Regions from separate parts of the Mus musculus genome. Here regions 2 and 3 are each linked to region 1. A link is a loop called in an ENCODE intact Hi-C map of the cell type or tissue named here. Cell type or tissue: left cerebral cortex. All regions are shown on one strand. Each heading gives the region's core, and the rest is flanking DNA. Links, peaks and the distances in the headings are about the cores only. Region 1 has its middle 44 kb from the start of Gm52719. Region 2 has its middle 90 kb from the start of Gm40241. Region 3 holds the start of Pou3f1 (POU domain, class 3, transcription factor 1).

The links. A loop is a pair of places that touch in the nucleus more often than their neighbours do. Peaks named below come from ENCODE experiments on the same cell type or tissue, not always from the same donor. Only the 100,000 strongest peaks of a DNase experiment are listed, where the experiment ranks them.
Region 2: a loop joins it to region 1, with 6 times the contacts of the local background. A loop is called at or near these places in 3 of 42 quality-filtered maps.
Region 3: it touches region 1 in a loop (3-fold over the local background); 5 of 42 quality-filtered maps call a loop at or near these places.

What each region holds. Positions count from the first base shown.
Region 1 is chr4:124,391,584-124,401,926 of GRCm38, forward strand. No RefSeq gene overlaps it. Among named protein-coding and RNA genes, the nearest start is that of Gm52719, 44 kb to the left of the region's middle. In left cerebral cortex, for the core only: a CTCF peak has its summit at 5,459; DNase peaks (open chromatin) are centred at 5,527, 6,964 and 7,256; H3K27ac peaks cover 879 bases.
Region 2 is chr4:124,138,972-124,149,314 of GRCm38, forward strand. No RefSeq gene overlaps it. Among named protein-coding and RNA genes, the nearest start is that of Gm40241, 90 kb to the left of the region's middle. In left cerebral cortex, for the core only: a CTCF peak has its summit at 3,273 (motif pointing right); DNase peaks (open chromatin) are centred at 3,280, 4,481 and 7,170.
Region 3 is chr4:124,651,911-124,662,253 of GRCm38, forward strand. It overlaps Pou3f1 (POU domain, class 3, transcription factor 1), which reads left to right and starts at 5,736. Exons shown (of 1, transcript NM_011141.2): 1 at 5,736-8,745. The coding sequence starts at 5,797. The coding sequence ends at 7,146. Gm2164 (predicted gene 2164) reads right to left here and starts at 5,577. Exons shown (of 11, transcript NR_168006.1): 1 at 4,930-5,577. In left cerebral cortex, for the core only: a CTCF peak has its summit at 4,769; DNase peaks (open chromatin) are centred at 4,442, 4,852, 5,520, 5,991 and 1 more place; H3K4me3 peaks cover 2,566 bases; H3K27ac peaks cover 1,060 bases.

The DNA of each region.
Region 1 (10,343 bases), core at 2,965-7,964:
CTCAGTGTCTTCACTTGTGTGTCCAGTGGATGTCTTACATTTAGCATGCACACCCACCCTGACCTGGTTAGTTTTTCTTGTCAACTTGACACAAACTTGAAGATACCTGGGGCAAGGGGACCTCAAGTGAAAAATTACCTCAATGGGACAAGCCAGTGTCTGTGTCTTGATTGATGAGGGAGTGGTCAGCCCACCGTGGGTAGCATCATCCCTACACAGAGACGTTCTAAGAAAGCTGGCTGAGAATAAACCAGAGAGCAAGCCACTAGACATGGTTTTTGCTTCAGTTTCTGCCTGGCTTCTATCAATGATGGGCTGTGGTCTGAGAATATAAGTTGAAATACACCTTTTCCTCTCTAAGTTGCTTTTTACTGTGGTGTTTACACATCACATCCCTAATCCTGTGTTTGTGCAGCCTCCCCTTTTCCTGCAGAAAGGGTGATTCCAGTCTCCCGGGTGCTCAGGCCTAAAGCCCCCAGAGCCAGTCTGGACTCCTCTTCCCACTCTGGTCCATTCTTCAGCAGCAACATCTGTGTCTTCCCAACATGAACACAGCTCTGTCATCTCCTTAATCAGAGGCCAGCATCTCTCACCTGAGGATCAGCCAGAGCCACTCGATCTCCCAGCTGTATCCTACCCCAGTTTATTCTAGGCACAGCCTTGGCTGCTGGAATGAGCTCTCTAAAACAACTGAGACCAAAGCTCCTCCTCTCACTCTGGGTAAAAGGAAAATCCCTGCAGAAGCTGGCGGGCTTTGCAGTTACGGAGCTCTAGCATGTCCCCTCTACTGTCATCTCCCCCACTGAAAATCTCTTTGCTCTGGGTACTTGTTGTTCCTCAAGTTCATCAGGTCCCAGTCACCTCAGGACCTCTGTGTTGATGAGTCACAATGTCCTAAAATCATCCTCTCTCCTCCTATATGCACATCCTTCATGCCTTTATTAAGAGATCTTCCCTGGTTCCCTATTGCTAGTCAACTTAGGCTACTGTAATAAGATGTATTCCTTGCAGTTCTGGAAGCCCAAAGTCCAAGATCAGGGTGCCAGCATGGTTGGGTTCTCTGGGAAGGTCCTCCTCTGGCTTCCTTCCTACAGCAAGCGATAATGAGCACAGGTTACTTCATCCCTTGGCATCAGTCCCATCATGGGAGTTCAATCACATGATCTTCTCCAAATTTAATTACCTCCCAAAGTCCCACTTCTAACGCCATTACACTGGAGACCAGGGCTTCAACATAAATCAGGGGATTCTGTCTGTGGCTCTGCCACACAGAGCGCAGTAACCTGCTCCTTAGCTGGCCTCACTTCACTTTCCTCCGCAGCATCCTTCATCATCAGACATGATCTGCATTTACTGGCTGAATGAATATGGCCTGTCTCTCCCCAACTAGAAGTTAAGTGGTGGAAGAAAGGACTAAGCACACCTATGGCCATATCACCCAGAACATGCACTATCATGTCTGACTTTGCAGAGTAAGCAGGGTCCGGCCTGGTCAGAACTTGGGTGAGACAAAGGGCTACAGAGTGTGTTGCTTACTGCCAGAACACACAGTAAATGCATGATGACTGTCTCTCAGTGCGTGTACCTCTGTGTGCTCAACTCTGCGCCACGGACCTCGCCAGGGCAGACACGGGAAGAGAACTGCTCTTCAGCCAAGTGTGTGACCGTATAGAGTTCTTAGACACAGTTTGCACAGCTGTAGGACGTCACTGGGACATGAGCGTCTCCTTTTGCTCAGATCCTTGTTCGAATTCAGCCGGACAGACAGATGAGGGAGGCAGCCTGCTGTTTAACTGATGTATCTCTGGCCATGCTTGGAGCTGAGAATTTCATCACTGCTTCTCATGAGTTGCCTTTCTTCTTCTGTGTCCATTCCCATGTGCATGAAATAGTCTAGGCCCCAGTGTCTTCTCACACTTAAGGAGTGGTCTTTAAAGTCAGTCATGTGACGGGTTTGTTTATATTTTTGTTTTTGAGCAGTCCTGGGGCTCCAATCTAGGCACTAAGGTGTGCTGGTAATGGGGCGGGATAAAGACTTGCTCTCATGGAGTTTGCCTGCTTGGAAGGCAAGTAAAAATAAATAAATAACCAAGAACACAAACAAGGAAATGATATAAATTCAGACCACGCTCGGTGCCTTGAGGAGGAGCGGCTGGGTGGGAGGGCGGTTGCAAAAAGCCTCTCTAAGAAGGTGGAATTTGAGCTGGCAGCTAGCTGAGTGATGAGCTGCAGCCAGCCGTGGGATGATCTAGGGAAACACACGCTAAACACGCGCACCAGGAAACCAGGGGCCCCAAAACCAGCTTAGCAATTTTGAGGAAAAGGAAAAAGCCCAGCCAGCTAGAGTGCAAAGGAGAAGAACATTCCTGCCTGAAGGAAGAAGAGTGGGTACCCAAGCTCTCGGGAGGTGAGAAGAGCACACTGGCTAAGAGGACGCAGATAGATGCTGATGCTGAAGAAGAGGAGAGGAGAGAGAGGCACAATGGGAGGGAGGAAGGAGGGTGGGGAGGGAAGGGAAGGAAGGAGGGAGGGCTGAGTAGAGAGCCTGGGCGTCACAGGAAGCGTGGATCACTAAAGGATGCAAGGGTCTCCTGAGAGAACAAACGCACACACCCACTTCCTTAGGAGAGGCCATGTTGGAGGCTGCATGGGGTACTGCACCCGTCTAAGATGCTGAGGCTCTGAAAACCCTTTAAGGGTTTGGAGAGCCACCATCCCGAGGGTCCTAGGAGCACCAAGGCACATTCTGGGTGCAAGCAGCTAAAATGCAAAGACTTGCTTTCTTTCACCTCTCCAGTCAGAGGAAGGGGTGAGGCCAGTGGGCTAGCTGTGTCTGCCTGGGATTAGGTCTAGCGATGGTGACACAGAACAACGAGTTCTGTCAAAAGTCATGATGCTGGTGTTAGCGTATGGTGCCATTCACTGCGGCTATCAAAGAGGGCGCTGCCGTGGTGGAGGATGAACAGGTGGACATGAGACTGTTGGGGAAAGTACAGGTCCCACGCAAAGGGGTCAACAGCTGCCCAGCCCTTTCCAGTAGGGCCGGGCTGGCCACAGAGCCCACTATTGCCAGAGTTGAGGTTATCTAGAAGCAGCCGGAAAGACACTTTTTTATATATGTAAAAATCTCTACTACTTTTATGCAGATCACAAATTCAAATTGAGGCAGAAGTCAGAGGGAACTCACCAACGACCAGTTTATAACCTTGCCTCTCAAGTCATATCCTTTTGAGATAAGGATTTTTTTTTTCATCTAACAGTGTCAAAGGGGAAGCCTTTGGGCAGAAGGCTGGGAAACTATCCTCTGGAGATGGGAGTTTCATGGCTGAAATGAAGCAGGTGAACTCCAGGGCTGCCCAAAGCACAGGTATCCAGGGCTAGGCTAGCTGAATGCAGAGGGTGGCAAGCTGTGACTTCTCTGGATTCTATGGCTACAGCTGGGGTGGAGAAGGCAGCAGGCAGAAGAGTAGATCAAATACACAAAGAAGCCACCCTTAACTGTGGGTGACCCCCCCTCCCCAGGGCACCTTAGTTTCCCTGGAGAGAGAAAAGGTCCAATTTGGTAAGGCCTATGAAACCTGGACACTGCCACAAATTCCCAAGTGAGCCTGGACCTGAATCCAGGCTGCCCTGGCTCCCTGTGAGCCCACTGCACTGTGAAGACGTGGGACTAAACACACCTCTTGGTACACAGTCCCTCTACAGTTCTCTACTGCTGGCACAGCCTAGGAGAAGCAGCCTCCCTAGAGATGGCCCATGGGGCCGCTGGAAAAGCACACTTGCCTCCCACCCCCCCCACCCCCCGCCACACGCTAAGCAATCATTTCTGGAATAACTTCAGATTCAAGCAGCTTTTGTAAACTGCCCCGTTTAAATTAAAACAAATCAATATGCTTTCTAAAATTTAGTCTCAGCTAAACAGCTGTGACAGTTCATAGCAACCTGAACTTACAGTGAACCCACCCTACGTATAAATAAAGCCTTTGATGTCTTCATTAGTTTCTCTCATGCCATTTTTCCACAGTCTATCAGGCTAAGTGCTTTGCAACTTATATATATTTTTGCAGGAGGAGTATTTAACCTTCTGATTAGTCACCGCAAGCAGCACAATGACAGAAACCCTGATTTTGCACACAATGAATTTATTGATAGATTTAGCCCATTAGCTGTATTTACCTGTCAGTTCTATGGACACTAATGAGTTGTTTTTCAAGGACTAATGAGAACTGTAATGGCTAATGGATGTTTACAGCTTCACCGCGCCGCGCCATGTGATGCCGTGAACACCCGCTCCTGTCCCTCCGAGTCTTTAATTGGCACCATCAGAGGACTCTTTAATTACATTTGAGCAGACAATGAAGATCCTGCCCAAATCAGTGGGAGGAAGTGGCAGGATTCCACAGGAGACCGGACACTCAAGATGGGCACCAGCCTGACCCGCCAGCCAGCTCTCTGACTTCCCCGGGACACACTTGAGTGGCAGGAGGTGCTGAAACAATGTCCAAGTCAGATGTGTACCTCCCAATCTGCCTGCCAACTCGTCCTCCAGGCTCTGTAGAGCAAGACTGATGGTCATTGTCCAGACATGGGACACAGACTACACGTGGAGACCACTCCAGGCATTGGAAAAGGGATCAACTTTGGGCCCCTGGGCTTTGTTAAACTTTTTGATCCTCAAGGTCATGTCTTCCTATGTGTTAGGTACAAAAATAGAGCTGTCGTTAATGTCAGTGTCAGCCAGAAGTTGGCATTAGCAAGAGAGTTGGCTCATGATGAACTTACAAAGAAGTTGAGCTGTGCGATACTTTCTCAGTCACTCATGGGTCTGTCCACTCATTCAGCATTTAGTGAGGATCCACTGAGGACAGAAAGAATCCCTCAGACGCTAGAAGTACGGTAGTAGGGAAAGACAACTTATAGGTATAGTTTTAAATCGTGCTATATTGTTTGAAAAAAATGAAAGCACGCGCTTTTCAACTGCCTAAAAGTCAGCTGAACAAATCCTGTTTTGATGCCAAGGCTTCATCCTTGCTGACCTATTAAGTGGTTCTGATCAGAATCTATATGACAGAGGCTGAGGAACACCTCAGTAGGTCTCTCTTCAGTAGAACTCTCTTCAGTAGGTCAAGCAGCCATTGATCGATCAGCTCCGCTGATCAATTGATCTTCCCTGGGAGGGGCTGGTGAAAAGGAGGAGGAGCCTGTGAACAGTGTGGTCATGGGTGTGGTTATGTGGATGGCAATCCTGAAGAAATGCAAACTGGTAGGATGGCAATGGGGAATTGGAGTGTTACTGAGAGAGGACATCTGCTTGTCAACCCAATGGAATTACACAAAGATCGCTGGGCACAGGACACAGCGGCCAACTGGTTGAAACCCAATCTCCCTGTGAGTGAATCTGCTATCAGCCTTGACCTTCCTCGGTACCTCACCCAGCGCCGGGAGGAAAGTCTGCCCTCTCTTGGTGCTTCCTATGAGCTGTGAACATATTCAATCCAGTGAGGATGCTGCTAGTGAAATGAGAACAGCAGTTTCCATAGAGAAGTGGGGGGCGGGAGCCAGATTGCACAAGGATTAAGGAAGGAGTGGGCGGTGAGGAAACGGCAGCGGTGACAAGTGAGTGATGGAGACGGATAGAGCAGTCACTCAAGGGGGTCAGGGGGCCCGAACACATCCAGAAGTTTCTAGAAAGATGTCAGCCAAAAGGGAAAGATGGGAAATGAAAGAAAAGGAGGTGACTGATGGAGTACTGTCCCAGCGGGATCAGGGGTGCAGTGAGAAGAGAATTACAGAGGAAGAGGGTTGGGCCTCAGAACAAGAGAGAGATTCTGCCCTGGCGTTTGTGGCTCGGAACTGGAGGACAGTAAGGCTCTGCCACTCCTTATTTTGTTCTCTGAGAAGACCAAGAGATAACACTTGTCTCCGGTGCCTGGAGGAGAGCAGAGAAGGTCAGAGCAGTCCCACTTGGACTGTCAGAGACGTCACTCAGAACAAAAGGATTTGTGATGTTCCTGGCTGGGGCCTCACAGTAACCACTCAGTCAACACAGTTGGCAGAGCTGTCTGCTCTGCCCAAGAAGAAATAGCCAAGTGAGTTTCCCAGAATCCAAGATGAGCAGGGAGCTGCGGGTCTAGGGCTGAAGCTGCTTAGGGGTTATAAGACATGGACCATGCATGGGGCTTCAAGTTGTCAATCTAGAGATGGGTGAAGGGCTACAAGGAAGCGGGGACAAGACACTGTTGATGAACGCAAGGCCTTTGGGAGGAATGGAACAGAAAGGCTGTTGGGATTTCAAGATCAACTCAGCTCAAGAGCTAACAGCACTGCCCTGCCCCAGAGTTGAGTCTTCCCTTGCCTCATTCCCAAAGGCCATCTTCACCTAAGAGAGCAGATTTTTCTCTTCTCTGTGGCAAACAGGGGTCAGCCTTAATTATGCTACCCCACCAAGCCTCACATCTGCTGCTCTTCAGGTGATCTTAGCCAGAGACCAAAAAAAAAAAACAAAAAAAAAAAACCAAAAACAAAAACAAAAAAACCAGCACAGCTGGTGCTCATTTCTCAAGCCTCTGGCATCTTGGGTAGTGAGATCCTTAGTACCTCAAGGGTCTGGAACACAGTGCAACACCCTGGATCCCACCAACCAGAGGGAAGATCCAAGCTCTCCCAGTATGGGGAGCAAAAACTCGACGGACAGTTGGCCCAGAAATGAACGATGCTACCTTTAGAGGGGAATATTTCCAGACACGTCGATGTGGTCAGACTGACTGACAATTGAAAAATCTTCATCAAGAGGAAAAGAAGGCAGGAACGGGGAAGACAGAAAGGAGCTGAGCCTTTTTTTTTTCCTCCAAGCTATGTACAGCTCCACTCTGGGTACTTTGAGAACGGAAGGTTCACTCATTTACATTTCAAACCAACGGTGAGTGGTGGTGTTATCCCTGCCACAGAGGGAAAAGGAGGGAGAAACCCAAGGCCGTGGGCGGCTGCTCAAGCATTTGCAGAGGTGGCTGCAGCAGAGCCGGGCTTTAAATCCTGCCTTTCTTCCCCGGCAGGCAGGTATCCCTCCCACAGCATGCCCTGCCTCACAGAGCTTCTGCCTCCCCCGACACCTTTCTACAGCCAAGCCAAGCCCCCTGCACCTTGTTGCTCTGTTGAAGACCCGCCAGAGCCTGAAGAGAGATAGCAGGGCAGTCACATTGCAAAAGGTAAAAATTTAAATTAAAAGAAAAAAATAGAGGGCCAAATTTGGAATTCTAAGACACAGTGAAATTCGTTTCTGGCTCACAATCCTGCCAGCCACGTGAGTTGCAGATACCACTTCCTGTCGTAAGGCTGTTTCCTCCTCTGCAAACAAGAATTCCCTCCCAATGGAAATACATACTATTAAGAGCAAGTGACAAAGTATTTAACAGCCAACTCTCAAAAAGGACGATTCTCAGGCCAGCGAGAAGGCTCAACGGGCAACAGCTTCTGCCGGGCAAGCCTGGCTACCTGAGATCTATCCCAGAAATCAGTGCAAGGGTGGAGAGGAGAGAATTGATTCCACCGGGTCATTCTCTGCCTCTCACATGTGCACCGTGACACGTGTGTCTACGGACTCGTACACACACATACACAATCATCCTCATAATAAAAGTTTAAAGAAAATAATGCTCACATCTCAAAGCAATGTTTACTGCTTCCTACAATCTGAAGCCTTCCACCTCAGCTGATGTCAAGGCAAAAGGACAAGGTTCCATCTCTGTGCCACCGGCTTCTTGGGTATGTGGGTAGCGCGCTGCTGTATAGCATTCTTGCCATTCAAACCAAACCGATACAATCAGGATGAGGAGAGCTCTAGAGCAGGGTTCCTCAACCTATGGGATTGAATGACCTTTTCACAGGGGTCACCTATCAGATCTCCTGCACATCAAAGATTTATATTACAACTCATAACAGTACCAAAGTTACAGTTATGAAATAGGAACAAAAATAGTTTTTATGGCAGTCACCACAGCATGAGGAACTGTATTAAGAGGGTCTCAGCACTAGGAAGGTTGAGAACCACTGCTGTATACCATCAGTAGTAAAATGATTAGAAACATCACGTGCTGCTTTAGTGCTGACCAGAAACAAGGTTTATGTAATCATAATCTTATGTAAGTTCATCTTCAGCAATGGCCTTATTTAATGGCTGGTTTACCAAATTCTTAAAATGTGATTAGCAGTTTTTACAAGCCATCTCCAACACACCACCCATCCTAGTAGACTTGCTAGGCTGAAATAGGGGTAGAGCTGGGATTTGAACCCAGATCTCACTGACTCCAGACGAAGATATCATCAGCTTCCTGCTTGTGCTGCAAGGTGGAGATGGGGCTGATTAGAAATGCAGATCATTCCTGGGCACCATTAGGAGAAATAAGAGGCACCGATGATCTGTAAGTGCCCAAATAAAGAAAGCTAGTATGGCCGCCCCCTGTCTCCACATAGGGCTTGGGCACAGTCTACCCAGAAGACACCTGTTCTACCTCTATCCCAACTTTTTAATACCGAAAGCTATTTCTTTCACCAAAGCTATTTCTGATTTCAAACATTTTGTTCTCCTAAGAGCTGGGCCACTGATCAAATCCCTCCAGCCACTCCTCTCCACCTCCCAGGGCCTTCCTTTCCTCCCCATCAGAATGAGTGAGGGAGACCAGCTAACCTTGAACAATTCCCCCACCCAGATCTGAAGCACTCAAATATGACTCACTACATAGGCAGTGCCAGAGGTTCTGACAGCTCAGAAAGCAGGTGCCAGCATCAACCCTGTTGGGGTTGGGAGAGCTGCTCAAGGAGGCTCGATGGGAAGCAGAGACCACATGGGAAACAACTGAGCCACTTCAAAGTGCAACCGAACAGGTGACAAGAGACCATCTTTTATGCAGGATAGTGATACATGCCTGGAAGAAAGAAAACCAATTCTGCGTCCCAAGCCACACTGCTGTGTAGAGTGATGGGCCCCTCCCCCCTCTGTACACACGCCTCTTCATCCTCTCAAAAGAGAGGATATTGAACTCTGTGGCCTCTGACTTCTAATCTGATTGTTTATGTCCTCTGCCACACGACGGAATGCAAGGACAGAAGAAAATGACATCAGGCAGGTGGCTGCCAAGCCAGATGGGGCTAAGAGGAGTAGGCAGTACAGATGGTGCAGAACTTCAGCTTCAAGAGGTGCAAAGATAAAGGACTTAGCATGTATAGGTAGGTGCACCTGTGTGCATGGTGTTAGGTAGGAGTGACGTCCCACCTACCAACAACATCCCAGGCTGGGGATGGTCCTGAGGCCTGGACCCAGGGTTCTGTGCCAGCTAGTGAGGCTAGCCGAGCAAGCGTGAGCCGATGCTCCTGGTGTTGCCATGGAAGCCCAGGAATAGTGCAAGCTGGGAGTGACTGTCGGGGTGCAGCTCCCTCAGAAGGAGCCTGTGTCACGCCTTTGGCAGAACATCAGGTGGGAGTCTCAGAGCACAATGAGCTATTGTTCTTTGAGGCTTTACGCTAAACCCGTTTCCAAGGTTTTATGAATCATTTTGCTGCTGATCTTTAAAAAAAATAAAAGAGTAATATACAAGGCACAGTGGAAGGAGCCTTCAGCTTCTTTTCTCTGAGAGAGGAACATGAACTCGTGGAGAACTCCTTCCCACCTTCTGCCTTGATCTCCCCCACAACTGTCAGAAAGGCTACTTTGAAGGCAATGATTCTGGATCATAGCCATGGGCCATCCCAACACTGACGAAGGAAAATAAGAGTCCTGAAGAGGAAACATATAAGCACCCAGGCTTTGGGACTGCCAAGACAAATGAATGACAAGTAGCTCAAACTAAGGCCAAGCAGTTGCTGTGTGACTCAGACAATGTTGCGTCCTTAGGAACTCCCTCCATGAGAACGTCCTGCATGGAGATGAGTCTTTGTCTCTGAGACATGGATTGGCTGCATTTCCAAGGAGGCGAATGCCACTCATGGCCAGCAGCTTCCTGCTCCGTCCCTGGCCCATCTACCTTCATGTGCACTTGGCTTTCTGTATATCTTCTGGCTGACAGTCTGACGTTCCACTCTGAAAGCCAGCCTTCAGAAGAACCTTGGAGTCCAAGGCTGTGCCCCTTAAGTGTGCTCCTACTCCAAAGTAAAATCTAAAGCAGTGGGTCCCTGTCAGGGCACCTACCCAGCCTGCCCTAAGACAAGTTTCAGCAACTTGCTGAACCAGCCACCGATCAGACAGAGAACCTGCTCCAGACAGTAGGTGCTCATTCATAGCATGGCTTCTCTGAAGGCTGTTGTGCTAAATGGGAAGGGAGTGGTTTCTCAGGAGACCACCTGACCCTTCC
Region 2 (10,343 bases), core at 2,232-7,231, 250 kb before region 1:
GAGGAGTTTATCTTAAGAGTTTATTAAAATTGCCTCTCTCTCTCTCTCCCCCTCCCCCTCTCTCTGCATTAGAAGGGGGCTTAGCATTTCCTGGCTTATTCCTAAGGCACACCATTCTCTTTCACCAGTGGATCCCCACTGGAGTTGAGCCATCTAGGATCTGTGCCCCCTCCTGCATGGTTCATGTCTCACCCTAAGTGAGTGGCTTTTGGCGATCGGTCTCTGAGAAGAGCCCAAGCCTTGGTGAGGTGACTCCCATAGCGTGGGTTGCAGGGACAACACAGACACCAGTTTCTCTGAAGAGTCTCTAGCATCCAGGAAGCTCTAGGAAGCTATTAATCATTGATATTAACATTAGTATTTAAACAATCATTTCCTCTGGTTAGAATCTGATGGCTGGCCAGTCAGTCAAGAGGAAATTCTTTTAAAAAGCTATTATCGATGACTTCATTTTTTTCCCCACTTTTAATAAGAAATTGTAAAGTCAAGACACAAGATGCTTTATACATAACTCAAACCCGAAAAGGTTTATGAACTGATGACTTCTGTATTTGTTTTTTTTAAAAACCACGGCTTCCTTTATTGAATGGAAGACCAGCGGGTAAAGTAGACAGAAATGGGGCTGCCAGGCCCCAGGGAAGACAAGCTCAATAGCCCTCTCTGCCATGCTGCTCTCGGACTCCGTGTCACCTATATCCTCTTCAATTCCTCCTCCCAGGGGAGCAGGTGACACATGCCCTTCATTTCTTAGTCACCCAAACTGTGCTGAGAACGCTGGTGGATCGCACTCAACGCACTCCCTCCTTCCCTGTCTGCGGCTTCCTTCTCTGTCTAACTTGTGATAGCCTAAGTTCTGGCTGGGGAGTTATCCCTGAAGCGTCTTCACCCGGGAGACCCTTGTGTCTCCCATTTGTGTCCCAGGAGACCCTTGTGTCTCCCATTTGTGTCCCAGGAGACCCTTGTGTCTCCCATCCCTCCTCCCAGAGCGTCTGAGCACCAAGAACATGGCTAGGCACTGCCTTTTTTTCTGCAGTTGACTGCAAGTCTAGGCATGTGGTAGACACTCAATAAATACTTGCAGAAGGAGTGGTTTTCAGAGCAAAGAGGAAAAGGTGTGGAGCCGGGAGGCGTGGCCAAAGACTCTGGGCAAAGCTCTACCGAACCTCTCAGAGCTTCGGTTTCCTCATCGGTAAAGTAGGTGTCCTCCCCAGTTTACACTGATGAAGACAGATTAATTACGATGTTCTTGATCGAGTCTGAAGGGATATGTGTGTGTGAAGACTGTTGTCATAATCGAGTGTGTGGCCCAAGTGAGCCTCTGGGCTCCCTTCTGGTGCTGAGCAACGGGGATGGATTCATTTGTAGAAAATATTTGCTAATTATTGTCTGGTTTGAATAATTATCTGGAGACCCTGGAAACAGCCCTTACCGCGGATCAAACTGTCACATCTGCAGCCGACCTTTAAGTAATCGGAGTGGGGGTAATTACAAAGGGCTGGTGTCTCTCTAAATATAGCTGTTCCCCAGCTAAAGGTCAACTCAAGGGAGCACAGTTTGATAATTGCAAGCAATTTGATAATGAATTGGGGCAAACACTCCCAGGGGTGCAGTCAGAGCTTTCCTGTTAAAAAAGACGAGGATGTGGGCAACTCGATGGGGAGGTCTTGGATTTCGGAGTCCTACTGGAAAACATCAAAAGTTCTGAGAATAAAGTGGTAACCACCCTGGCAAGGTGCTAAGCTTTGTAGATGGGTTGTGGGAGTGTATCCCTCACCCCAGGGTCATGGGCTGGAACCCTGGTCTTCAGAGTGTCTGTGTGGAGAGGGGTGGGGTCTATAACAGAGGAGGCCTCAGGGTAATTAAGCCACTGGGCACATTGCCTCAGAAGGGATTAACGCTGCTCTCATAGAGTTAGTTCCTGTGAAAATGGGGCTTATAAGAGCAAAGACTCCCCATGCGTGTGGCCTTTCCTGCATGTGTCTGTTTCCCTTCTCACTTCCTTCATGTTGTGACACCACCAAAGGGGTCTTCACTGGAGGTCAAACTGATGAGGCCAGTCAACCTTGGATATGCAGTATCTAAAATATTAGTTAAATAAACCCATTTTCTCTATAAAGTACCCCCAGGCAACAGGAAATGGATTAATTCCGATGGTAGCTATGGTGGTTCTTATGTTGGGATGAGTGTGTGTGTGTGTGTGTGTGTGTGTGTGTGTGTGTGTGTGTGCGCGTGTTGGGGGCTATATTCTCCATTACTAGGTTCTCAGAACCCTAAACTATGAGAGTCTTCACTGGTCTACTGTTGGTTTCCAAGCTGCCTGTCTCGGATCCACAGAGGAAATTTCTATCCTTTGGCTAAGACCACTGAACACAAACTTCAACAGATAAAGCTCAAAGGAGGACTTGGGTGTGACTCTTGGTCCAGTCCGGAGTCTCCGTGGGAGAGTCTGGACACTTCCTTCCTTGGGCTCAGTCTCCTTGTCTTATTGGTTTCCTCACGGAAACTGTGGTGCTTATGAGTTACTGTCCACACGCTCATAGCTAGAGCCAGTAAGGGAGCACACCTGAGTCACTTGGCAAACCTCAAAGAGTCAGTAAAGTCTTCAGATGGAGACGCTTGTGACAAACCATCCTTCTCTCTCCTTAGCTCCACTCTAAGCGCTGCCGGAGTGGGGCCCCGACATTTCCTGCAGCCCCCTTTTCTCTGCCCCCAACCAGTATTCACGATGAGAACTTTTGGAGGGAGATGGCCTGAAATGAAAAGAGAATAGGGAGATGAAGTTTAAGATGAGTGAGTGGGGGCAGGGAGATGGCACAGTGGTTGCGTGCTTGCCGCTCTTGCAATAGGACCCCAGTTCAGTTCCCAGCACCCACACTGGGAAGCGCAAAACCTCCTGTAACTTCAGCTCCAGGGGATCTGACACCTCTGGCTTCTGAAGGCGCCTGCACTCATGTACACAAACCCTCAAAGACATTCATGCATGTCTATAATCTAAAATGCAATAAAATCTTAAAAAATAAGGGTGATTGCCAAGCAAGATATGAGGCTTGGGAGTCAAGTCTCTCTTCCCTGTACTAAATTTATTGTTCTACTTTCTCTCATAGTCTGTGTCATCCCCAGTCTATAACTTCTGTCCAGAATAAAAAAATATCCCCCCACTGTGCCTGGAGTTTCAAAATCCTATCACTTACAGTACTTAGAAAAAGCCTTTCCCTTCCTTCTGGCTTAGCAGGATGCTCAGTAAGGATGAATGGCAATATTCTACTTGCCAGCAGGTGTCGCCACTGAGTACTCAGTGAGTTCAGGCATTCAACAGCTCAGGATTGCAACTGCCCGGTTTCCCATTAGGCATAGGTCCAACGGTGGACAAAGCAGCCTTCTGGGGCAAAGACTAAACACAAAGACTGTATGGCGTGCTGTCAGGCAGAGGTGAACACTATGAAGAGAGGACGGAAGCTGAGTGGAGGGTCAGGGCACTTTTAGACAGGGGAGTGTGAAAGATCTTAAGGCCATAGGGGATAAATGAGTAAGGCACGTTACCTGAAATTATTGGCTTTCTTTTTATCACAGAATTGAGGTTTTGCTTCTGAACGCTTATCTCATAGAGTTTGAGGGGTAGACACCAACTTCGTTCTTTAGGACGTTCTACCCACAAGGAAGAGCTGTTGTTCTGCATCCCTAAGCACGAGGAGAGAGATGGGGCTCTCTGCTAGGTCTTCCCAGATGCTCGCTGGCTTTCTGTTATTTCTGGGTCATACTAGACACGTGGACATCTCATGGCTCGTTCTTGGTTCCATTTGCTTGGGCATCTTCGTTCAGAGGGGCTGATAAAAATGAGTCTGCCCTGCTGTCTTCTGCCTTTCTGTTTTCTTGCCCTTAGCAAGGTGGAGGTAGGATTTCTCTGTCAACCTCCAGTGAGTGGGCTAGGAGTTCTGTCAGCCTAGACCCTTGTCAAGACCAGAGAACACTGCTTCCCTAAAGGCTTGCTGAGGCTCTTGCAACACAGAGGCAGGGAAATCTGCTGGCCATTTCTAGTTTTGCCTGACCCAAGCAAGCCCCTGAAGACCATAAACAAAATGCTGGCTCGCTCATAGTAGGGTGGGTGGTGAGGAGGGAAACCTGGGTGAAAAACCAATTTTGATAGATCTGTGCATTAAACATCACCCCTGCTTACCTGCTCAGCACACTCCCACCGTACACCCTACTTCTGCACATCTCCCAACTCTGTGGAGAACCCGTTGGGCACAGGGGCACCTGATGCCTATGTATTTGTACCCACCCACATGTTCAAACCCACGTTTGCCTCCTCCAGGGGAAGTGTGGTTTCTTCCTCTGAGTGTGGAGAGTAATTAAGTAGCTAGTTTTTCTTTCCACCCTAAGTGAACAGCAAAGGCTGCCAGGCAAGAGGCAAGAGGCAAGAGGAAGCATTCCGTTAGCTCCCAGCTGGCTCGGAAACACTTGTCTAAAAATACAGAGAAGAAGGAGTGTGAAGGGGTGTGTAGGAGGGTTGTCCCCACAGTCAGGACAACTGGGGCCATCATGGAATACATGCCCAAAATCTCTGTGCCCAGCGCTTCTTTTAACACAAGCTCTCTCCCACCCAGACGTTCCCAGCAAACTTTTCACGAATATGGGCAATCTTTCCCCGAAAGCCTTTGAAATGAAAAAAACAAAACAAAACAAAAACAAAGGAAGCTGTGTGATGGAGGCAGGGCATCAGAATACGGAGTGCCAGGCAGGCTGGACCAATTTGCTGTCTTCCCACCCTTGGCTCTCTGTGGTGGTCTCTTGACAGTTTGACTGGGAGGTGGGGGTGGGGGTGGGGAGAGGGCGGTGCCTGTGGGGCCTGGTGTGTCTGACATGCAATTAGGGCTCATTCGCCAGCTGACCGGTCAGCCTTCCCCTGTCCGGCTGCTTGGTAGTCAGTCATAGCTCCAAGTATAGAGGATGCTAATTGGACACCAAAGCCCAGACAGCTTCCCATCTGCCTGGCCTGGCCTTGCCCAGGGTCCAGCTTTCTTTCCTGCCCCTAGCTCTAATCTTAACTTGTTTTCTCTGGCACAGTACTCTAAAGTAGAAATGCTTAAAAAGCCCCTGAGAGAGCAGAGGCAAGGTCGTGGTTGGGAGTTAAGGAGTTGGGATTGGATATTGAGAGAGGAGAAGCCAAGAGATCATGGGATCATGTTGGTCCCAGCACTGAAGTGGGAGGTGAAGGCCCTTCTTTGCCTGACACTGCTCTCTTTAAGAGGAGGCAAAGCCCTTGGAGAGAGAACTTGCCACTCTGATCCTCAAACCCTGATGTACAAATTGTTCTGTTTTCTCCTAGGATGGTTGTGTTAGCAATTTCAGGGAGGTCACAGGGTCACAGTGAGTTAATACATGTGTCCTCTGGAGGGAAGCGGGCCCCCTTTCCCCAGACAGACAGCACGGGAAATGTCTGCACGTCCAGCGTCAGCATGGAGCTCCACCGCCTTGTCTCATGTGTACAAGGCTAGCCTGGATAATCCTAGAATGTTCCGATAATACTGGGTGCTCCAAAGAGTCCTGCAGATCTGGCTCTTCACTTCCTCTCTGGATTGGTGTCACCTATGCAGGTTCTTTTCTTGTGACTCTTCAGTTCCTGCAGTGCTCACGATGACTTCTAGTTCTCTGCCCCACTGGGATAAACTCAATGAGATAACTTGGGCCATGGAACACAGGCAGTAGTGACTGACTCCCAGTTTGGAATTGAGATTCAACTTATTTCTCAACTTATTTCTGTTATACCCAGTGAGGTGCTTTGAATATGCTTGGCCCATGGGAAGTGGCACTGTTAGGAGGTGTGGCCTTTTCTGAGAGGTGTGGCCTTATTGGAGGATGTATGCTACTGTGTAGGCGGGATTTAAAAGTGTCCTTCTGTCTGCCTTTGCAACAAGCTGTAGATCAGCTCCTTCTCCAGCACCATATCTGCCTGGACGCTGCCGTGCTTCCTGCCATGATGGTAATGAACTGAACCTCTGGAACTATATACCAGCCTCAAGTAAATGTTGTCCTTTATAAAAGTTGCCTTGGCTATGGTGTCTCTTCACAGCAATGAGACCCTAACTCAGACACCTAGCATGGGTTATAGACTATGCATGTTCCTGGCAGTCATGTGCTCTTAGTAAGAAACCCAAAATGAGCCAGGGAGGAAACCTGAGTCAAGGGGCTCAGACTGAGCCATCACAGCCCATGTAAACGCACTCTATATCATCCAAACCTAGATAGACCCATGGTTGAAAGAGTTTGAGAATGAGTGTGTGTTGTGGAGACAGAGACAGAGACCGAAAGGAAGGAAAAGAAGGAAGAAGAGGAGGAGGGAGAGAAGGAGGAAGAGGAGGAAGAAGAGGAGGAAGAGTAAAAGGAGGAGAAGGAGGAAGAGGAGAAGGAAGAAGAGGAGGAGGAGGAAGGGGAGGAGGAGGAAGAGGAGGAGGAAGAGGAGGAGGGGGAGGAGGAAGAGGAGGAGGAAGAGAAGGAGGAGGAAGAGGAAGAAGAGGAGGAGGAGGAAGAGGAGGAGGAAGAGGAGGAGGAGGAGGAGGAGGAGGAAGAGGAGGAGGAGGAAGAGGAGGAGGGGGAGGGGGAGGAGGAAGAGGAGGAGGAGGAAGAGGAGGAAGAGGAAAAGGAGGAGGAGGAAGGGGAGGAAGAAGAAGAGGAAGAGGAGAAGAGGAGAAGGAAGAAGAGGAGGAGGAAGAGGAGGAGGAAGAGGAGAAGGAAGAAGAGGAGGAGGAAGAAGAGGAGGAAGAGGAGGAGGAAGAGGAGGAGGGGGAGGAGGAAGAGGAGGAAAAGGAGGAGGAATAAGGAGAGTATTTTAGGAACTCTAAGAGAGGGATGTGGATGAGCACCTCTGGGTGTCCTGAAGACAAACTCCATAGAGAAACCATCACAACCTCACAGCAAGTACAGTATGGGGCGGGCCCCCATCTCACAGCAGGCCAGACACTGGCTGCTTTTCTCAGGTCAACCCAACCTCCAGAGGAGCCACACAACTCCAGAACGAGGCTGGAGAAATGAGCCGGAGCTGTTTTCAGAGCTGGGGGAAGAGTGCAGTGCGGGGAGTGGACGTAGCTATTTCTAGGGTAACATGCAGTGAAGTCTGTCAAGATGTAGCCAGGCAGAAGGAAAGACTCCAGCATGCCAAGGACATCCAGGATGGTTTTGGAATAGTTAAGACCCAAGTTGATTTGGAAGCCGGGGCAGCAGCTATATACACACTGCTGAGATAGATACAGGGAAGACTCTGGAATGAAGAAAGCGTTTCCTAATCAGTTTAAGCGAGTGCGAGCGACAGATGACTCCTCCCCAGGAGTCCGTGGTGCAGGGAGAATGGCTGTAATTGCAAGCACTTGGCAGGGAAATCAGGCGCCTGCCTCTAGTCCCTTAGGCTGCCTTCCCTGGGGACCCCAGTTCAGAGACCTTCCTATAGAGACTTGGCTCCCTGAGCTGAGACCAGCTGACCCTGTGCAGATGTTGACCACAGACTGTTTGCATATATTGTGGATTTTGGTTACGGGTTCCCTAATTGGCTGGTTTGTCATTTAAAATATTATGTACAGGGATTAGGATGTGTGTGGAATTTTGATTCCAGTTGTGTATGTGTGTGCGTGCGTGCACACACACACACACACTCAGGGGCAAGTCTTGTTCCAGGGAAATCTGCAAGATGTGCCATACATGGGGATCTCTCCAACATTCTAGGAGTGCCGGTGTCAGAGAGATTCATAGCAACTGAGTAGTCCTAGCTCGGCCACCAGTGTCAAAGGGGCATGGAGCAAATGTTATCAATGGATGGAGTGTCAGTTTCATTCTCTGTGAAATGGGGACAATAGGCACCTGTCTTGAAGACATGTGTGAGGAGCTAGTAGCATAATGCAGGTAGCAGCTTAGTCCCAAACCTGGCACATAAAATACAGTAGGAGCTATTAACATGACTTTTGTGTGTATATAAACATGTGTGTTAAGGCTACGGGACAACCTCAGGTGTTGTTCCTCTTATGCCACCTAAAATTAAAAAAAAATTTTTTTAACCTGGTCTCTCAGTAGCTGAGACCTCACCAAGTAAGCTACACTGGCCATCCCCGTGAACTCCAGGAATTCCACTCTCTCTGCGTCTTGAATTCTGGGATTCCAAGTGAGTACCACATGCCCGGCATTTCCCCCACAGGTTCTGGGGAATCCAACCTGGATCCTCATCTAGCTCCCCAGTCCTTAACATTATTTTAGTAAGTGCAGAGTACTTCCTGTGTATCTCTGTCAGCTGTTGCTATTGTAACATTAAACACACGCCTGGCTGTCTGCATGCCAGGCCCCCAAATCCTTTGTTAATCTCTATGCCTTCAGAACTGTTTTTTTGTTTGTTTTTGTTTTGAGGAGACAGAGTCTTGCTATGCGTTACAGCTGACCTTGAACGCAATTCCCCTGCCTCAGCTTCCCAAGCATTGGGGTTATAGTTATATGCCAGCAGGCACAGACCAAACTGCTTTAAAGCTGCACAGCTTGGTGCTTTGGGAGTTCAGCAGCTAAGCACTCAGCTACCTGACATTCAAGAAACTGAGCTTGAGAGTGGCATGTGCCTCGTAGGCCACATAGGTGTGAAGTTCCAGAGACAGGAGCCCACCCCATTCCCTCTGCATCCCTCACGCCCCACAGGCATAGTCAGTCTGGACTCATAGTCCAGAATGCTTCATTTCTCTCCTTCTTGTTTCTGCTGCTTTGCACATATCCCTTCTTCCTGGAATCCTCTGTCCACTGGACCAGGATACCTTCTTGAGCTCCCCGCACCCCAAGGAGCCATTGCTTTGGGGTTGGGTTTCTCTGTTGGAAGCCTTTAATCCAGTGATAAGCGGGTAAGGGGCTGTGACCTCCAGAACCCAGGCCTGGTCATATTCTTGCCTGTTATCCCAGCCGCATCTCTAACTATGTGCCATAATCAGTGAACCAAATTGATGATGATTCTGGATGGTTCTAAACACCGGACCAGGGTACCTTAGTCCATCATGACCTGTGCTCTGAGCTAATTCCCATACAGGGAGAGATGATAGGCAGTCACAGCCAAGCAGGCATCTAAGCCTGGGTCAGACATGTGGGCAACTGTGCATACGAACTTTGTATTAGACCCCATAGTAGGGAAGTCTAGGAAATACAGGACCCTGGTCAGTTTGACTCTGCCTCTCTGCTTCTGTCCTCTCTTTCATAAAAGTAGTTCCATGGGGTATTGAAACATACTTATACTAAAAATTATTTGATTTTGATCTGACATTCAGACTAATCTATCATATGTTTTTGCTTTCAAACTCTGTCAAGTCTATAACACACACATCCCCAGCACCACACTGGGGCAGGCATCTCCGGACTCTGAGCGTATGCTCATGCCCATTAACTCATTAACTCGTTCTTAAGTTCTCTCTCTCTCTCTCTCTCTCTCTCTCTCTCTGTGTGTGTGTGTGTGTGTGTGTGTGTGTGTGTGTGTATTCATTCATGCCATGGAATGTGTAGGGCCATTAAAGGACAGCTTTTGGAAGTCTATTCTTGCCTTCCATCTTGTTGAGACAAGGTCTCTTCTGTGTGCTGTGTGCTCGGGGCTAGCCGGCCCATTAGCTCCAGGTGATTCTCTTGTCTCTGCCTCTTGTCTCAAAACAGGAGTTCTGGAGTTGCAGGTGTGCACCACTCCACCCAGCTTTTTATGCAAGTTCCGGGGATTGAACTCAGGATGTCAGGTTTAGGTGGCAAGCACCTTTGCCCATGGAGCCATCTCCCAGGCTGTATGTTTCCCAAGTTCTAGGTTCTATACTGAATGCTGCTTAATGCCTTGTGGCTGCTGCTACCAGACAGTAGTGGTGATGCCCCAGTGACTGTGGCTGTGTTTGACATAGATGTTCGGTAAGGACTGACCACACACAGCAGCCAGCCTCTCTGTGGTTTATCAATAAAATATTCTGTGGCTATTTGAGCAAGGAAATAAGTCTTGTTTACTGTCTGCAAACTGCCTGCTGATGTCTGTGCTGGCTAGTTTTATGTCAACTTGACACAAGCTAGAGCTATCTGAAAGGAGGGAACGCCAATTAAGGAAATGCCTCCATAAGTCCAGCTTACTTGAGGTGTTTACTTAATTAGTGATTAATGGGGGAGGTCCCAGCCCATGATGGGTGGTGCCATCCCTAGGCTGGTGGTCCTGCGTCCTATAAGAAAGCAGACTGAGCAAGCCAGTAAGCAGCACTGCTCCATGATCTCTGCATCAGCTCCTGCCTCCAGGTTCCTGCCCTAGTTGAGTTCCTGTCCTGACTTCCTTCAGTAATGAACTATGACGTGGAAGTGTAAGCCAAATGAAT
Region 3 (10,343 bases), core at 2,090-7,089, 260 kb after region 1:
AGTTGTTCTCTAACCTTCACATATGCACAATGGCAGGTACGCACCCATACACAAACTCACCCCATTCATGCAGACAATAATTAGAAATTAAATAATTAATCGGAGGAACGAGCAGTTTCTGCTCCTACAACTCGCCCAGACAGCTAACAGAGAGCAAAATCAAGTCACATGTACCCTTTCCGAGCTTCCACTGGGTGGTAATCTCATCCCACCTCCTGTCTTTCTTCCTTCCTTCCTTCCTTCCTTCCTTCCTTCCTTCCTTCCTTCCTTTCTTTCTTTTTTGAAGTCAAAACACTTTATTCAGAGGCTCGGGGAAATGTTGGGGGTCCACACGGTCTGTTGTCCTCCACAGGGCACATCTTAGAGGTCACCCATCGCTGAGTCACCTCTTTAATCACCATCAGAGGTCATCCTGCCCAGTTTCTAAAGGAAGCTATGGAGAGGTCAAAGGCCACAGAGATCAGGATACTGAGACTGGCTCAAGATCCACAGGCCCTAAGCCAAGGCCCAGATGAATGTCAGGACCCTGACTCCCAGGGGCTGCTGCTCTCTGAGAAGACTGGCAGAGGGAGAGAAGGCAGGCAGGCCGAAATTGCTTCCCAAACCCAGCTGGCCCCAAATAAAGAGTCTAAGCCCATGGGTAGGAGGACATCCTAAGACAAGGCTCTTCCATCAGCCCAGTAGGTGAACTCTGTCACCCAGTCCTCCCTTTACTCTTCCCAGCATCCCTGATTTGCAAGGGCTCCAGGTGGTGCATCTAGAATCTGCCCCCACACCACAAAGGTTTGCGTCTGCGGCTGAGTCTGCCCTCTGCCCTTCCAATCCTCCCCACTAATGGTTAGAAGAAAGCTCAAGGGGCTCAGGGACCTAAGGGGAAAGCAGCCAGATCCAGCTGCCACCAAGAGACACTAAACAGGACTGCATCCCTCCTCCCTGCCCCACCCCCGCCCCCACCCCCGCCCCAAACTTGTGCTCATGAGTCACCGCACAAGTTGCCCTATCAGGAACATGAAACTGAACTATAACAGTGTGTGCATCACTGCCAGGGTGCTGCCGGTGACAGCCTTAAGAGTGTAGCTGTGTTCACAAGGCAGCCTCGGTGGAGGTCTATGTCTGTGACCTCAGGTTTTGCAGACTGGAGCTTGCCTAGCTCTGACTCCTCCCTACAGAGCCCTCCCCACACCCACAACCCACCCCCCAACCGCCCTGCAGCTCAAAGGCCCCCCACAGCGAGGGCCCCATCTGCTGGAGGTTCAGTGACCTGTGTCAAATGAGCAGGCGCTCGGTCACACTCCAGAGCCTGGAGGAGGCTGGGCACTCTGGGAAAGCGGAGGAGCTCCTGCCTGGGGGCCAGCTGGGCAGGAGCCCCACGGGGAAGCCTGAGACTGGCAGCAGTCTAGCTGGGGAGCTGCCCTGTACGGGCAAGAAGAGGAGAAGGGGGGAGGGAAAAACAACTAAAAAGAAAGAACTTTCCTATGTCCTTGAGGCTAACATTGAGGAGAGAGCAAGTGGACCAGACTCTGGACAGAGCACAGTCTCTTCCAGCTTTCTGGCCCTTTGTTGAGAACTGGTGGTTCATTCAGGGAGTGGATAAGGGTGTCTATGAGATGGTAGAACTCTTTGTATCTGCTCAGGTGGGTAAGAGAGTTCATAGATACCAAAGTGTACCTATTTGTGTGACTAACACTATGTGCCACTCAGGAATCACTGTTATGCGGATGCTCATCGGACTGAGCACAGGGACGCCAATGGAGGAATTAGGGGAAGGACTGAAGGAGCTGAAGGGGCCTTAGCTGGCATCAATAGGAGGGGAGGCCCTTGGTCCTGTGAAGAAGTGATGCCCCAGTGTAGAGGAATGCTAGGGCAGTGAGGCGGGAGTAGGTGGATGGGTGGGAGAGCACTTTCATAGAAGCAGGGTAAGTGGGGTTTGCAGAGGGGAAACTGGGAAAGGGGATAACATTAGAAATGTAAATAAATAAAATATCCAACTTTTTTATAAAAAAAAAAAGAATCTGTGTTTGTTTGTGACCCCAGGGGCCCATATTTTAGTGTCAGACAAGGAAGACCCATTTCAGTCTGTGTGAGCTTTCTATATCTGACCCTGTTTAGACACATTGCTTTATTTACCATCAGGCATTGCTTTGTGTAACTGCATGTTTCCTCTACTCATGCAAGATTATGTCCCTGTGGCGAATTGGTATGCGTGTGTCCCTGTACTGACTTGCATGTCTGTATTTCTATGTTCAGTATATGTGAGAGTGAACATCTCCTGCCGTGTCCCCACCATTCCATGTGCACCAGCCAAGTAGCATGTTCACCCCATGGCTGTGCAGTATGTTTAGAAAGAGGACTTCTCCCTGAGATTGCGAAGGAGACGATCCTAGAGCCATGGTTCTCACCCTTCCTAATGCTGCGAGCCTTTGAATCCAGCTCCTCATGTTGTGGTGACCCCTCAATCATAAAATTATTCTTATTGCTACTTCATAACTGTAATGTTGCTACCGTTATAAACTGTAATGGAAATGTCTGTGTTTTCTGATGGTCTTAGATGACCTCTGTGAAAGGATCATTTGACTCCTAAAGGAGTTGTGACCCACAAGTTGAGAACCACTGTCCTGGAGAGATGAGCCATTCTGGTACAGGTATCTGCCAGGGTCCTATGACGGTCCTCAGTGCCCCATGCAATCTCCAAGAACAAGAAGGAAACAGATACCAACATCTTCTATGGGAAACTCAATTCCTAGGAAAAGTGGGACTCAACCCATCTCACTGTAGACTCTACAATGTAGAGGGTCTAAAATTTCCAATGCAAAGTTAAGAATTTTACCTTTCCTAGTTCATGCTGCTGCTGATCCCTGGGGCAGCATCTACTATGTACAGGAAGGACACTTAAATGACATTCTTCATCACATCCTCAGAGCAATCCTAAGATCCAGGCATCACTGTCTCCTCTGTAAGATGGAGAAACCTCAGCTCCGAGAAGCAAGTGATTCACACAGTCTGCTTGCCTATAGGGGCCTTAGGCTGGGGACCAAGATGCTGAGTAACAACCTAAGAGCTTAGGTACTGCTTTCCTGAGGGTAACTCTCCTCCGCTCAGCACGGACCAGGGAACACAGCTTCCAGGCAGTCCTGACCTGCTCACAAGCATGGCCAGAGATAAGACTGTAGGCCATCTTTACCCTGAAGGCCAAAACTGCCACTTCTTGCAAACTACAGCAATGGGGGTGGGGGGGAGCAGACCGGCATGAGTAAGACTAGCCCTGCTGCATCCTATGAGGATGATGTCATTAGCTCCTCCAGGAGTTAAGGCACAAGCCAAATGATGGACAGAACAGCACCATGCCTCACTGTTCTTTGAGTGGTAACCTCAAATCTGTACAGCGTAACCTGTCTGCTGCTGTCCAGACATTTCCCATCTTCCAGCAGGATCAGGGTAGATGTATAGACTCTCAGACTGTCAAACTTGGAAGAGGAAAAAAAGTAAATTGGTCCAAACCGCACAGCCCACTGAGGAAAGTTAGTTGCCCACCTAGCAAACTGCAACAACAGAAAAGCGCAAATAAAAGCCCTTTGTGTGGGGAGGGGGGCACTCCCTCTATCTCATACCATTCCCTGTTCACCTTAGGGAGACAGGGATACAATGTAAGCCATGGTCAGTCCCAATTTACAAAAAGGAAAACCAAATTTAGAGTACTTTAACTGAAAAACAAGAGGAAGTTCCAGTTTGAGCCCAATCTTCAGAGTAATACAGGCCTGGTTAGGACTGGCATGAGAGACTGAGAGACTTCCGCTGTAAGAATTCAAGCCTTGGTCCTACACTTAGGGCTGGGAGAAAGCTTAGCCAGGTTCATGGACCAAGAGAACTTGGGCTGCCTCAGGGTGACTGCTTCCTGGGCCAAGATCCAGGAAAACCCAGCATCCCTACCTGGGTTCAGATACAGGAACCCATCATAACTCCAGCAGGTAGAAAATGCCTGTTCAGGACTATGGCAAATAGTCAGACAACCCTGGCCTCTTCTTCCATTAGCAGGTGCTTAACTTGGGACATTCAGGGCTCAGAGGACAGGGTAACTCTTGTCACTGTCAACTCTGTCGCAGCCACTCTTAGATGATCTCCACAGCAGCTGCCTTTAGAGCCCTTGTCTGTCTCTGTCTCTCTCTCTCTCTCTCTCTCTCTCTCTCTCTCTCTCTCTCTCTCTCTCTCGTCTTCAAATACATAGGCTTCATTCTACAGTCCTGAGTAGATTCCTGTCCAGTGAGGTCCTAGCTAGGTCCCCAGCTCGGCACCCAGAAATCTTTGAATCACTTTGAAGCAGAAGAAGGTCTAGCAGTGTACAGAAGCCCAGCAGAGGAATAGGCAGAAGTACGGAGGCATGCAGACTGAGGAAGCACACACCAGCTCCAACTGAGGCCCCCTCCACTCAGGATCCTTAGGAGAGACACAAAACAAGGACAGGGATGAAGAAGTTGGCCGCATCCCACTGTCCACTTCTCCAACAAGGACACCTCGAACTCAATTCCCTATCAGACAAGTCCGAGTTGACTCCACGGGAGGCTAGACAGCTGCCAGCTGCCAGCTGCCAGCCTGCACATTGGATTTCCGAGGTGCCCAACTGTCCTTCCCTAAGTCAGTCCACAAATCCTATTCTGCAAGTTTCCGGGCGGCATAACCCCAGCACAACCAGCGCTGCCGACAGACCACCGGTTCCAGCTGGGAGGAAAACAACACGAAAAGGCTACAGCAGCGCAGGACAGGGCCCAGTGTCCATTCCCCACCCACTGGTGGCGCTTTCTCTGGAACCAGTCTCCACCCCGAGGTTCTCTCATTCCAGAACCCTGGAGCCCAACTGGTTCCTGGAGCTTGCATCTCCGCGTACAGGCTCAGCGGCTCACTGTCCTGGCTCAGCACTGCCCACGCGGTACTCACCTGGCCTCGGTGCCCAGGGAAAGGAAGGCGAGCCGGCGAGAGGCGTGAAGCCCAAGCCGATCCGAATCTGTCCGTGCCTGCTGCACTTTCAGGACTGCAGAGGTCCAGCTAGTTGTGGCGCTGAGTCTAGAGGGAGTAGAGGGAAAACCAAGACCTTGGGAGAACGCGATGCGACCTGGCAGCCGCAGGAGGCGAGGCCCCGGAGGTTAGCAGCCGCGCGGTACCGAGCCGGGAAGCCACGCAGCTTCGCTCTCGCTGCAGCCCAGACTCGCGGGATCCTGGCCCGCAGGCAGAGGCGCAGCGCAGGGAAGAGTGCGGGGCTGAGTCTCTGCTCGGAACCCGAGCGCCTCCCGGAGCCCGCAATCCCCCGCCCGCCCCAGTGGGATGCAGGCGGAAATTGAGCTTGTGTGGAACGTGGGGACCGACCGGGCTCCGAGTCTCCCGCGCTGCGGTGAGAGCGGGGCCCACGCAGCCGGGACCGGAGGGGGTGCGGTCCCAGTGCCACCCCCGCGCCACTCCCCACGTGGCGGCCGCGCCCCCGGGGCGTGAATGTGTACGCGGGCGGTGGTGGTGGGGGTCATGAATGAAGCCCCAGCGGCCAATCAGCACTGCCGGCGCGCGGGACCCCGGGAGCGAGACCCAATAGCGAGCTCCGGGTTGCAGGCCCCGGCGGCGGGCGGGCACGGGGGGAGGAGGCCGGGGCCGGGAGGCGGGAGGCGGCTCCGCGGGCAGCCAATGGGCGGCGGGCGGGGTGGGGCTCCGGAGCGCCCAGCGGGTCCGGGCTTTAAGCCGGCGGAGCGCGGCGGCGGGGCCCGCAGACGGAGCGAGGCGGCGGCGGCGGCGGGGCGGCGCAGGGCGCGGGGCGGCATGGCCACCACCGCGCAGTATCTGCCGCGGGGCCCCGGCGGCGGAGCTGGGGGCACAGGGCCGCTCATGCATCCCGATGCCGCCGCGGCGGCGGCAGCGGCGGCCGAGCGGCTGCACGCGGGGGCCGCGTACCGCGAAGTGCAGAAGCTGATGCACCACGAGTGGCTGGGCGCGGGCGCGGGCCACCCCGTGGGCCTAGCGCACCCTCAATGGCTACCCACGGGAGGAGGCGGCGGCGGCGACTGGGCGGGCGGCCCGCACCTGGAACACGGCAAGGCAGGCGGTGGCGGTACCGGCCGAGCTGACGACGGCGGCGGTGGCGGCGGTTTCCACGCCCGCCTGGTGCACCAAGGGGCGGCCCACGCGGGCGCGGCATGGGCACAAGGCGGCACAGCGCACCACTTGGGCCCCGCCATGTCGCCGTCGCCCGGGGCCGGCGGGGGTCACCAGCCCCAGCCGCTCGGGCTGTACGCTCAGGCGGCCTACCCCGGTGGCGGCGGCGGCGGCCTGGCCGGGATGCTGGCGGCGGGAGGCGGCGGCGCGGGACCCGGCCTGCACCACGCACTGCACGAGGACGGCCACGAGGCACAGCTGGAGCCGTCGCCACCACCGCACCTGGGCGCACACGGACACGCACACGGACATGCACACGCGGGCGGCCTGCACGCGGCGGCGGCGCACCTGCACCCGGGCGCGGGCGGTGGTGGCTCGTCGGTGGGCGAGCACTCGGACGAGGATGCTCCCAGCTCCGACGACCTGGAGCAGTTCGCCAAGCAGTTCAAGCAACGACGCATCAAGCTGGGCTTCACCCAGGCCGACGTGGGACTGGCGCTGGGCACCCTCTACGGTAACGTGTTCTCGCAGACCACCATCTGCCGTTTCGAGGCCCTGCAGCTGAGCTTCAAGAACATGTGCAAGCTCAAGCCGCTGCTCAACAAGTGGCTGGAGGAGACCGACTCGTCCAGCGGCAGCCCCACCAACCTGGACAAGATCGCGGCGCAGGGCCGCAAGCGCAAGAAGCGCACGTCCATCGAGGTGGGTGTCAAAGGCGCGCTCGAGAGCCACTTTCTCAAGTGTCCCAAGCCGTCTGCGCACGAGATCACCGGCCTGGCCGACAGCCTGCAACTGGAGAAGGAGGTGGTGCGTGTCTGGTTCTGCAACCGGCGGCAGAAGGAGAAGCGCATGACCCCCGCGGCCGGCGCGGGCCACCCGCCCATGGACGACGTTTATGCGCCTGGGGAGCTGGGGCCTGGCGGGGGCAGCGCGTCGCCACCTTCTGCGCCCCCGCCACCCCCGCCGGCCGCGCTGCACCACCACCACCACCACACACTGCCCGGCTCTGTGCAGTGACCCTGCGGACTGGGTTCCCCGCCGGCGCAGCGGTGCCTCCGGCGCGCAGTTAGCGCGCGCGGCCTGGACTCTTTTTGTTGTTTATTCGGTTTTGCTTTGGATTTTACAAAAAGGAAAAAAAAAAAAAAAAAAAAAAGCTCAGAAACTTTTAAACAAAACCAAACACCCGGGACCGACCCCTCTCTCCAGCGAGCGGCGAAAGGCGGCCGAGAGGCTGTGTCGCCCGAGTCCCGGGAGAGAGCAGCGGAAGATCCAGAATGCGCCAACTCACTCTGGGCGCCCTGTGCCCACTGCCTGCTCCCTATCCCCATCCCCTCGACGACCCCCGCCCCTGCCCCTGGGCTGTTCGGGGCCGGATCCCGGCAGCGGCCTCCCCACAGCGAAAGGTAACGCGGTGCGGGGTTAGGGATTCCCCGGGAGAATGGACGAAGAGAGGAGAGTCCCCAGCAGCTCTCCCGGGCGCGGACTCCCTGTAGCCTGCAGGTCACGGGTGGGGGCTGTCACTTTATTCTTTCCGCGCCTCTTCTCTCGCACCTGGACGCGCCCCACCCCCTCACCTTTTCTCCGGGCTTGGTTTTTTACGGTTTTTATTTATTCGTGGAGCCTCTCGGCTCCTGGGGTCCTTCTAACTCCGCCCGCGCCCTTAATTTAAATCGCTGTATGCTGTATTTATCGGGGCCCCAGAGGGGAGGCCGCGAGAGCCGCATCTGTGTATAAAAGCAGGAAATAGCCAAAGCTTTAATCTAGCCTAATTTATTTTCCCTTTCTCTTCCCCTCTCCTCCTTCAAGAACGCAAAACAAAAACAAAAAAAAAAAAACTAACAAAAAAATTTTTTTTGAGTGTTCATTTTTCGTTTCGTTTTACCCGAGCCCTCGGCTCGGTTCCTGGCCTAGCAGAGAGGGTCTGCGCTCCCACGCACACCCGGGTGGGAAGGGGCATCTCCACCCGCAAGACCGAGCACGCATCGCGGGCCACTGCTTCCCCGCCGGGCCTTGCCCCTCCTGGCCTTAACGAACGAAACTTGGAAAAGTTGGAACTATTTTTTAACTAGCTGTAGAAATAAACCCGTTCCCCCCAAGAACCTTGCGCCTGTTTCCCTACCGCTTCCCCCTGCTCTCTTTCCGGCCCCCGCGGGATGCGGGATGCTGGGGGAACCCTGGGGAGAAATTCTCCAAATTTGGGGTGAGGTGGGAACCATGTAAATATGTGAGATATGTACACACTGGCAGGGGGGGAAGAAACACTTTGTGCTTGGTTTTTATTTTTTGGTTTTCTGGGTTGTTCTCCCTCCCCATCCTAAAGGGTTTGTATGCCCGACTAAACCGAAAAAGATATTTTAATATGGTTTCCTAATTTCTGACCCATCTCTATTTATTTTCTGGATGTGTTTGGAGCTTCCCCCTTCACCATTTCTTCATCTGTTTGTTAAGGTTTCAGCTTAAATTTTGTTTTTATTTTTTATTATTTTCAGAACAATGTTTTGGTCCATTCTCTTTGTATCTTTATTGCAAAAAATAATAATAATGTAGACTGGGAAGTTCCCTTTATATTTATGTTATAGTAAATATTTTATTACTCACATAAACATGTACCCCAGGGCTGTGTCCTGTTCTCTTTACTGCTAGGGCTGGGCTTGATTTGCAGGAAGCGGTGAGAGTCCCCAGCCTGTTCCTCTCCTGAAGTTCTGGGCTCTGAAAGGAAGGGAAACACCAGCCTCCTTCTCGGTCAGTAACAGGACTGCCTGCCTGTTGCTTGCTTGGTCAGCAGTTGGGCACCTGGCCCAGGTACAACAGTCTAGCAAGAATCACATCCTGTTCCCATTGCCTTCAAAGACCAGACCAGGGCCTAGGATAGTAAAAACCCTTGATAACATGGAACCTGGGGTCAGCCATGAATCTGGATACAAGCTGACACTCTTCTCAGCCAAAGCAGCAGATCGCCTCTTCCTGGATTACCAGCCTTGCCTCCCGTGCCTGACACCCCAACCCCTAACTTTGATTTCACCTTGTGTCCCATGAACGGGGTCCAAGCCAAGTTTCAGAGTTATAGGGCAACTGGAAACCTAGTCAGGGGCTTCCTACCCCCAATTGGCTCCATCCAAACAAATGGTACCCAAGCCCACCTAGATACATTGGACTTCTGACAAGTTCGGTCTGAGGTCCATTCAGTAGTCCGGCAGAACTAAGTCCGCTTGGGAGGGAGTCTTGCCTATTTGCCTTGGGCAAAGCTAGCTCTGCTTTGCAAACTACCAGTCCCATACACTCTTAGTGGTGGAGGCATAGACTATGCTGCAGGAAAAGCTTGTCATAGCTCCTGGGTAGACAACTAAGAACAGCAGGGAGGGAGAGATGAGTTTGCTGTTGAAAGGGGGAAAACCAACATTCTGAGATGTTCTCAATGCTTCAGTGGCCACATCACTCAGAAAGTCTCCATACTGGGGACAGGTCTCAAGTTCAGCTCAAAACCCAAGGTAGCATCCAGTCAACATAATTTTTTTTTTCCCTTTAAAACATCCCTTCCTGTTTCTTCCATAGCACAGTTCTTTTCCCTTCTCAGGAAAAATACAAAGTTCTTACTCTGTGGAGCAAAGTTGAAGGCACTGTGGGTTCGGCTGGGGAGAAAGTTGTAGCCCAGGCGAACCTGCGTGCCTGGGAAGGCGCTCACGTCCAGGTCTTGGGAAGCCCTTGGCTCTAGCTAGTGGACTGGGTGATGCCCAGAGTCAGGTATTCCAGGACCCCCAAACCTGTGGTCTTTAGCTGGGCTGGCACATCAGTATAACATACAAAACTTTGATGCCGTCCCATATTCCTTCCTACCCCCTAGTTCTCCCACCCCTAGATTTGTCCCTGACTTGGGGAATGGGGCCGTCCCAATATGGAAGCAAATGAAACTTGGCTTTCCAGTCCCTGCCCTGCCAGCCCAGAGCCTCTGCAGGTTTTGAAACTGGGAAACTGGAAAGGCCTTTCACAGGCCTCTTCTCTCCAGTTGACACCAATTGATTGATTGATTTCCTAATTGTCTGCTTAATCTTGTACAAGAGGGTGGGCTTATTATTGAAGCAAGTCAACTCAAAAATAGCAAAACAATGCAGCCCCCCAAGAGCCAGCAGCAGCTGAGGGATAGAACAAAAAGAAAGAGGGGGAGGGAGAGGATCCTGCACTGCAAGGGTTTGGCTTAATGAGATACCAGCCTGGGA